2 separate regions of the Homo sapiens genome follow, and region 1 is linked to region 2. The links are chromatin contacts, found by Hi-C or POLR2A ChIA-PET in ENCODE. All regions are on one chromosome and are shown on one strand. The core of a region is the stretch at or near the end of the contact, and the rest is flanking DNA. Distances in the headings are between cores, read along the strand shown. Region 1 overlaps EPN2 (epsin 2). Region 2 holds the start of EPN2-IT1 (EPN2 intronic transcript 1).

Region 1 (4,116 bases), core at 1,390-3,889, 67 kb after region 2:
CCTCTCTGGTTCCAGAAGATTACCCTTCGCACCGGCACAGGAGAGATCTTAAATGGTCTCTGGGCTGCTGGGACATGCAGGCTCTGAGTGGGGACTGCACCCACTCATGCTGTTCCTGAGGCCGCCCTCTCCAGTCCCAGGAGCCGTGTCTAGAGTTCCTGACCAGCCACCTTCTGCCAGAACTGCAGGCCTGCGGCTGGGTCTTAGGCTCCCGCTGCCATTTGGGTAAGCCGGTGGCTGGTCTCGTCTGCCGGGGGAAGGGTGGGGAGGTGCAATGGGATGGGAGGCAGGATGCTTGCCCAGAAAGGTGCTTTCCTTCAGACGGTGCAGGGCCTGGGCCAGCCTTACAGGTCAGTAGACTAGACTCGACTACTTGGGGTCAGTGATTCTTTTGTAACGAGTCTTTCATGATGTGACTTTGAGGCCCCAACATGACAGCCACTGGGCCACCGGGACCCAAGAAGACAGCCCCCTGCCCCATCTTCTGGCACAGGCCATCCCGAGTGCATGTCCCTGTTGCCCACTGCACTGATCATGAAGCCACCGGCCACTGCCACGCATGTTGCACCTGTGCCATCGTGCTCCCTCCTGATGGGCACCGTGGTGGAGGAAGTCACCCAGCTGTTTCTCAGTCCCAGAGGCCGGTGGCTGGTTTTGAACTTGTGTTGACTGTTGATACTTATTTACTGTATAAATATAATTTATCATTTGTACCATGATGCGGTTTCTGGCTGTGTCCTTCTCCCACCCCATCTTCATCAGTCCTGTGCCACTGGAGAGGTGGGAGATGAGGGAGCCGATTCTTGTGGAGCTTGGTCTGCAGTTATTGAGGCCACCAGCCTGGTCCTAGTGCCCGCGTGAGCTGGGCATTTGGTTGCCCCTGAACCTCAGGGAAAGGGGGTGGGAGGCGTGCCTTTTGTGAGGTGCTGAGACTGGTGGCCTGCACGGGTGTGCTGGGGGAAGTGCTAGCCACTGCCCTTTACCCTTCTGTGTCCGCCCTCTTAATGCGGCCTTGTCACTGGTGGAGGCTGCTTTGGATGAGGTGGAAGTGACAGTGTGCCGGGTCCCCAGAGGCTTCCTGTGCTCTGCCTCCTCTTGTGTCCATGCTGCAGAAGAGCTGCTCTGGGAAGCCACTGCCTGTCAGCTGAGGCAACAGAGGGAGGGAGTGCGTGGAGCTGCCCAGCCAACTGCGTGTTCCTGAGAGGAAGGGCCTGTTGGAGCCACTGGTTCTTAGGTGGCTTGCTGTGCAACAGCTGACCGACAGAGGGCCTGTGCCTCAGAGCCACCAACCAGACGAGGGCAGCGGCGGGAGGACACGTGCATCTCCAGGCAGCAGAGGTGGAAGAGGTGCTCTGGTCACGGGAAGAGGCAAGGCCGAGGCAGAGGCGGCTGGGAGACCCTGATGGGAAGGGTTGGAGAGGCCTTGAGACGAGCCTGGAGGGAGGTCTGGGACTGCCCTGCAGCCCTCTGCTCTCTGTGCAAGTGCCTGGCTCCTGGTGTCCACCCAAGGATAAGCAGACAAGCTTGACTCAGAGCTAGGAGGCTAGGGACTGGTGGCAGGGGGTGCCCGTTCAGTGCAGGGGACAGGAGAGAAAGAAGGGTGTGTGGGATGCTCTTGGTTACGCTGCAGTAACACATCTCCAGGTCTCAGCGGCTTCCCGCGGAAGTTTCTCACAGAAGTCAGTGACTCAGGGACTCAAGCCGCTTTCATCTTGAAACACTGCTATCTTTGACAGACAGCCCTGAAGGTGGCTATGAAGGGAAAAATGGACAAGGGTCAAGCATAGATTTCTTACAGCCAGGCCTGGAATTGCCTCACTGCCACTCACACCAGTGCCAGAATTAGGCCCTCGGCCCCCATCCAGATGTGGGGTGGGTGGGGATGGGCAAGTGCAGGCTTCCTTAGTGGTGGAGGGTGGGAGGTGGGGAAATGGGCTTGGTTAACATTGCCAGTCTCTATCACAGCGGACTGTCTGGCTCCCAGAGAGTTATTTCAGTCTTCTTCTCAAACATAGACAGTAAGGTCCTGTGTCCTGGGCTCTGTGGAGTACAGAGCCTTCTCCAGCAAGGCAGACACAGCCTATAAACTAGAAAGACCTATGATCTGTGCCCTTCCCCCAACAATAACAACAAAGCAGGGCAGGGGTCAGTACCCACAGTCCAGCTCCATTTGGAGGAGCAGAGAATGGGAGACTGCCCCACAGTGCTGGAAGCTGCCGCACAGACTGAGGTCGCCTTGCGGTGAGGAGGGAAAGGACCTGATGGTGCCCTGCTCTGGGCTCTGCCCCCTGGTGGGGAGCTGGCCTTTTTTGTATTCCCTTGGCTGCAGCTCTTGGGCCAAGCTCAGCTTTCTCACCTGCTGCCTGTGGGTGGATGGTTCCAGGCCAGGACCTGTTTTGAGTGAGCCAGAGGCTTCAGTCCAGGCTCATGGACTTTGCACACTTCCATCAAAAATGTGGCAATCTTTGTACTTCTAATCAGTTCCATGTACAAATAACTGCATTATTTTGGTCAGAGTGTTACTTTGGTGGCCCCTGATGGACCTTGTCTCCCAGTGTGGTCTCCGTCACCTGATGGGCGTGGCCATATGACTAGATGGGGCCAGTGCCATGATGGCAGGAGGGGCTTGATAAATGCCTGCACATGGAGCTTGACCTCTTGGCATGTTCTGCTGGCAGCCCACATGTCGTACTATGAGAACTTCAAACACATGGAGAGGCCACATGGGGGAGAACGGAGGTGTTCTGTCAGTAGCCCCCATGAGCCCCAGACAACAGCCCACCATGTGAGTAATCATCTTGGTCAGCTCAGTGGAATAGCTCTAGCCAGAATCAAGTGTAGCATAGCCACCCAGCTGAGCCCAGTCCCCTGTAGGATCATGAGTGATAAATGATAGTGGTTTTAAGTGACAAAGTTTTGGGGTAATTTGTTACACAGCAATGGACAACTCAAGCACACACATAAAATTCTTTCCTAGACATAAGCTGCCTTATTTCCTTGCTGCCTTACCTCCATGCTTCTCTCAATTTAATGGTAGCTACCATGAGGCCATCTGGGATCATGATGGGAGAGCCACCCCCTTAATTCCGTATTTACCAAAAGACCAAGTTATTTTGTTCAGATGAGAAGTTTTATTATGCCTTTATTGCTGAAAGCAATTTTGAATCTTACCTTTTCTCATTAGAGTTTGAGAAAGTCTTTTGCAACCTTTTGATGCTAATTTTTTTTAGATTGTTGCCTTTCATTTCTGCTTGCAAACTAGCCAGTTCTTTCCTCCTTACTGTGATAGCATTCCAAAATGCAGTCAACAGTAGCCAACTCACACTGCACATCCTATCTGGCCTGTCCCTTTCCCCTAGAGCTGCTGTCTCTGGGGCACATAACCTGCCTCCCAAGTTAGCATGAGAGTCTTAGCAAATGTCTTGTACTTGCATAATATAGATCTCCTGCTGTCCAGCTTATGAGCTGTATTCTTTTTGCCTGCCACGCAGCTGCTTAGCCAACAAGAGTTTGTTTTTTCTGTTTTTTGGCTACAGCAGAAACCCACTCCTGATTTTCATATCATTTGCAATAGAATAGGCTATGCAGGATCAAATAACCCCAAGCTCTCATTGGCTGAGCACAGTATCTTATGAGTGTTTCTCACTCACAAAAAGCCTAATGGAGATGTTCCTGGCAGTGCTCTGCAAGCTGGGGTGCCCAGACTCAGGCTCCTCCCTTATGATGCTGCTTTCTTCAATGTGTGCCTCAAAGGGTGCCATGGACAAGAACGAGAAGTGCTTGTGTGACCCTGAAGTGGGTCAGACCTCTCAGTGGTGAAGATCCTTTTCATACTTTGCTTTGGCTAGAACTACCCAAATGGACCCACCTTGATACAAGGGGCCTAGGAAATGTAGTCTTCTGGTGTGCCAGGAGAAAAGGGAGATAGGCTGGTCAACATGCAGCTTTGTGACACCGACAGCATGGACAGCAAGTAAGCGTGGACCTGCAGGCCGTATGCCTCGACTGTCCTCATGGAGGGGGTCCCACATGCCCAACCCCCCCCCCCCCCCGGCTTCCCGGGCACTCGCGCCTTCAGCCTCTTAAATCTCACTGCATCATCTCTTACCTTGACTG
Region 2 (4,382 bases), core at 1,284-3,783:
GCCACAGGCAGGCTGGGGAAGACTGCATACTGTTCAGTTTTACTAGTGTGTGATACAATTATGTTCTTTTTTAAAAAGTGAGGGACTGAAAACCCAATACCAGGGCTGTTTGCCTTAGAGGTCAAGGAGGTGGGGAGAGGGAAGTGAGGGGAGCCAGGTGGCTGGACATGGTGGTCATGTTCCAGGCCTTGAGGGGACTGTGGAGTCATGGGGACTTATTTTATTTGTCCTCACATGTGGTTTGCACATATTCTCTTATATGTACCTAATGTTACATAATAAAACATTTAAGAAAACAGAAGAACAACAAGAAAACATTAGGGCTGGCTCATACCTTTTGTGGGGTAGACTCTGACATTGAAGAGTTGGGAAGGAACATTTCCTCCTAATATATCCAGTCAGTGTTGCACAGTAAATAAAACACTGGGAATGTCTCCAGCAGAGGAGGAAAGAGGGAAGTAATATTTTTACTCTGCACCAAAAAAGGAAGTTTACCTTTCAACATGAAGAGACTCTTTTTCCTGAGTGGTATTTCAGATGACAACAGCTATTTCAAAGGAACAGTGCAGGTTTCTCAGGGTGTTAAAGTCGGTGTGACTGATTTAGTAGAAGACACTGTTAATAGCCAAAGAGGCATCATTTCTTGAGGATGTGAGTTCTGAAGAACACGTTTTTAGGAATAGTTTTAGAGTCTCTGTGTTGTTATTTTGGACCTCCACCCTGACTGACTCCATTGTATTGCCAGCGTGTAGAACCTTCCACATTTCAAGGTAAAAGTTTCTTTGAATAGCGTTAAAGCCTCTTCCCTTTTGCTGGCTGCACTGAAGGGAGCTGGGAATGCCAGGTTCTGTCCTGGCTTAGCACTGAATGGCTCTGGGTCCTGGCATCTACACGTGGTTGACTTCCAAGGCCCTTCTAGCTGTAGCATCTTTGCTCCTGCTTGTTTGACTTGGTGAGAGACTGGGGAAAGGATCCATTATGGCCCACAAAACATGAGGCTGGAAAACAGTTGTTTCCATGCCATCTTTTGGCCTCAAACATCTAGACAAGAGGGACCTTTGTAGGCCTGCAGATTCAGCAAAGGAAAGTTTCTTGTTCTTACGATTTTGAGCACTGAATTTGTCTAAAGCTACAAAGAATGAGAATAAGAATAGGGATTAAGAGGATGGGATCAGAAGTCAGAGTCTGAGAGCAAATCCTAGTCCCACCTCTTGCTGGCAGTGCAGCCTTGGGTCAGTTACTTAGCCTCTCTTTGCTTCACTTTTCCTCCTCTGTAAGATATGAATAAGAAGAATAACTCCTCCATAGGATTGTTATGAAGATGCCATCAGTGGACACATGTGACCTGCTCAGTTAGTATTCACTAGCCTCTTCTTAGAGAGCCCCTTCTGTTTCTTACTGCTCTTTTAATTCTGTTCTGTTACTAGTATCAAAGAGCACATCTGAGACTTTGCTTGGAAATGCCAGCTGCAGAGGAGAAGGGCAGGCAAGATTGTTGATGGTTTTGAACAGGTTGTGTGTATAGTCTAGAGAGAGATGCTTGTGGACAATGCCACCCACCCCTCTGGTAGGTGATTCCCACCCAGTGTGTTCTCATAGGGATGCCTCTGTAGGCTTTCATCTCCTGCCGAGCTGTCCTTAGGAACCTGCTGAGAAATGTCCCTGTGGACATTGCACCTTGGCAGGACACAGTAGAGGAGGCAGGTATTTGGACACCTCTTATTTGCCAGTCGTACTCTTACCAACCCTCACAGCCATGCTGAGCAGCACCTGTTACCTCTATTTGAGAGGTGTGGAAATAGAGGCTCAGGAAAGCTCAGCTTGCCTCGGACCATGCAGCTGGAAAGGCAGGACATAATCCCTGTGGCCGGAGTGAGAACTACATATTTCAGCCCTAGGCTGCTGCCCAGGCTGCTGGTGTCGCTCCTGAGTCCAGCTGTAAGGGGCATCGAGTGGATTCTCAGGCCCCGTGGTGCCTGGGCTTCGGCAGGTGCTGGTTCGTGTGGAGCATGTGTTAAGCACCTGGTAGGGCTGTTCCTGTTCCCAGGCAGTTTATTGTTAGGCAGACAATACAGCACTTGCCCTTTAACTCAAGAAATGGAGACCGAAAGGGAAACAGGAACTGGGAGAACAGCCTCAAGGTGTGAACTCTGGCAGTCTCTGAGTAGAGAGATAATGGGTATCTTTAACAGTGTTCTTATTTTTTGCTTCTGTGTCACATGGAAGGTGTTTGTTGAGGGCTGAGTGTGTGCCAGGCACTGTTCTAGACAGTGGCAAAGAGGCTGGGCCTTGGTCTCAGGGGGGTGGTGTGGGGGCAGGAGAGAAACAGATAAACAGGCACATAAGAAATGTCAGATAGAGGAGGGGCTCTGTTCCAGATGACAGCTGGTGACGTTGATAGAGAGTGCCTGATGGGTTCTGAGGAGGCCATGCGATCTGAGTGACAAGGAGCCAGTCTAGTGACAGATAGAGGAAGGACGCTGGGTGGGGGAAATGGCAGGTGCATAGAATGCAAGGCAGGAGCCACTTCCGGTCATAGGGAAAGTGACTGGAAATGAGAGTGCAGCATGTGGGTGGCACATAAAGAGTTAACCCTCAGGGATTGCTCTGCCCCAGAGCCCACCTTTGGGATGAAGGAGCTCATCCTTTGAGCTTCAGCTAAGGTGAGCCTGCTCTTGTGGTCTCTAAGATCCTGGCTCACTGCCCATCCCGCAGTGCTGCTTAGATGAGGCTCAGCGGACATCAACCATCACTACCACCAGTCCCTGCAAGTAACTCCCTCAGAAATCTGCATTGTTCAGAAATCTACCGTGTTCCTCTGAAGCTACTATGGAAAGAGTTAGATGTGACCTCCTGGAGGCACAGGTGGGAAGGCAGAGGTGAGCAAACCGCTTGTTTTTCTCACAGCTGTGGTCTTGCACTTGTACATGCACAGTGTAAAAATACCTGTTCCTTGGCCAGCATCTGGAGCTCTCTTTGAGAAAATATGTTACATCACTACTGTGCCCGAAACCCAAAGTCAGCAGGCCCTGCCTGAGGGGATCCACTGCCCCTCCTTTATTTCCACACTCTCGCAGGCTCCTCGCGAGATGGCGACAGCCCAGCAGTTAGCACCACCACATCCACCAGCCAGGTCTAAATTAAACACGAGATCATGGGAATGTAGATTTTCCCATGCAGCTCTGCATGTTTTTCAGATGTCTCAAGCTGGAAAATTATGCTGATCAAATGGTAGTCCATAGCTCGGCCTGTCCTGTGGGGTGGGGGTGAGTAGCCATCAAAGGCTCCCGTTCACTGCACCCAGTCTCTGGTTGGCTTCATCGTCTCCCATCAGCCAGTGTTTTCTCTAGCACAGCCACAGTGTGTGAGAAATGGGGAATCTCTGCCTAAGGGTCACAGCGGCCATCCTCAGAGGAGGGAAGGGTTCTGAAGGCTGCTTTTCACATTTCCAAAGGCTGAAGGGAAGCCCTAGTTTTTTGCCCACCATGAAGCCCCACAGACTAACAAAAACGTCTGCTGCTTGGCTGTGGCTGGAATTCTACTCCCTCAGTTGGTGACCTGTGGCTGGGCTGATCAGAAGCTTGGGTTTCTCATGACACCATGGAGATGGCAGGGAATTGAATCACTGGTCAGAATGGGGGCCTTTGGGACTGAAGGATTTGGGGTGAGCATCTGGTTTAATTCCATCATTTTAGAAGCGAGGACCCTGGGTACTGGCTTCTTGGTGCTACAGAGCGGTCGCAGCATTGGCCCTGATCCCTGGATTCCCATCTCCTCTCACTACCACATCATGTTATTTGCATTTTGGCATGATTTTTAAAAGAATGCTGTTCATAATTTGGTCATTTGTAAGACTGCTTTGAGGAATAGGAGAGGTAGGGGAGCATTCAACAATTCTCATTTGCCTTTATGGAGTGTTGCTGCCTGCACTTTGTGCTGTCACAGTGTTTGATCCTCTACACTGAGGGGGAGGTGCAGCTCCTTGCCATACCCCTGTTTTCCTGGATTGGCAGGAACAGCCAAAACCAGGTCTCCAGACCCCATCTTTTCTTCACACAGTCTTTAAAAAGACTGCATTTCCTCACCTGCCCATGTATTCTACACCCACAGGCTGCTCCTCCCAGAGACTAAATGATAAGGGCATGTTGATAACAAGAAATTAAATTCCTTGTGTATGTTTTGGTACTTGCTTTCTGCTTTTAGAAAATTGAGTACATATCAAGTTCTAGGAGGCCAAGTGACATCTAATTTGAGCTCTGCTGTGTCTGTTCCAGTGGCTCTCAGATCCTGGGAGAAGCTGCCTAGGTGGCTTCTTGAGGGTGGACCTCCTACTCCCCTTCAGGAGCCTCTGCCTGGTCATCTCGTCCTGCAAATAAAGTGGC

What was found. Hi-C counts contacts between places; a loop is a spot of excess contacts on that map. ChIA-PET counts read pairs that join two places held with the same protein, here RNA polymerase II (POLR2A). Pooled maps may share reads with other maps.
Region 1: a map with no recorded cell type shows a loop between it and region 2 (5-fold over the local background). The contact joins the enhancer-like site here to the promoter of EPN2-IT1 in region 2. A Hi-C loop is called at or near these places in 3 of 168 maps with a recorded cell type or tissue (GM12878, heart left ventricle and posterior vena cava), 6 of 37 single-sample maps with no recorded cell type and 8 of 50 pooled maps. POLR2A ChIA-PET finds 5 or more read pairs at or near these places in 8 of 52 experiments (GM12878, H1, HepG2 and 5 more).

The regions. Positions count from the first base shown.
Region 1 is chr17:19,335,997-19,340,112 of GRCh38, forward strand. It overlaps EPN2 (epsin 2), which reads left to right. Exons shown (of 11, transcript NM_014964.5): 11 at 1-719. It also overlaps a transcript of B9D1 not described here. Among named protein-coding and RNA genes, the nearest start is that of MIR1180, 6.5 kb to the right of the region's middle. RefSeq lists a silencer at 1,996-2,205. Within about 2 kb of position 2,640, at least 8 of the 41 ENCODE cell types and tissues checked have a DNase peak (open chromatin) inside an H3K27ac peak, as active enhancers do; they include heart left ventricle, where a contact is called at or near this core.
Region 2 is chr17:19,268,860-19,273,241 of GRCh38, forward strand. It overlaps EPN2-IT1 (EPN2 intronic transcript 1), which reads left to right and starts at 2,534. Exons shown (of 3, transcript NR_046824.1): 1 at 2,534-2,879; 2 at 4,275-4,382. The region is part of intron 1 of EPN2 (epsin 2); the gene reads left to right. RefSeq lists enhancers at 1,967-2,236, 2,247-2,336.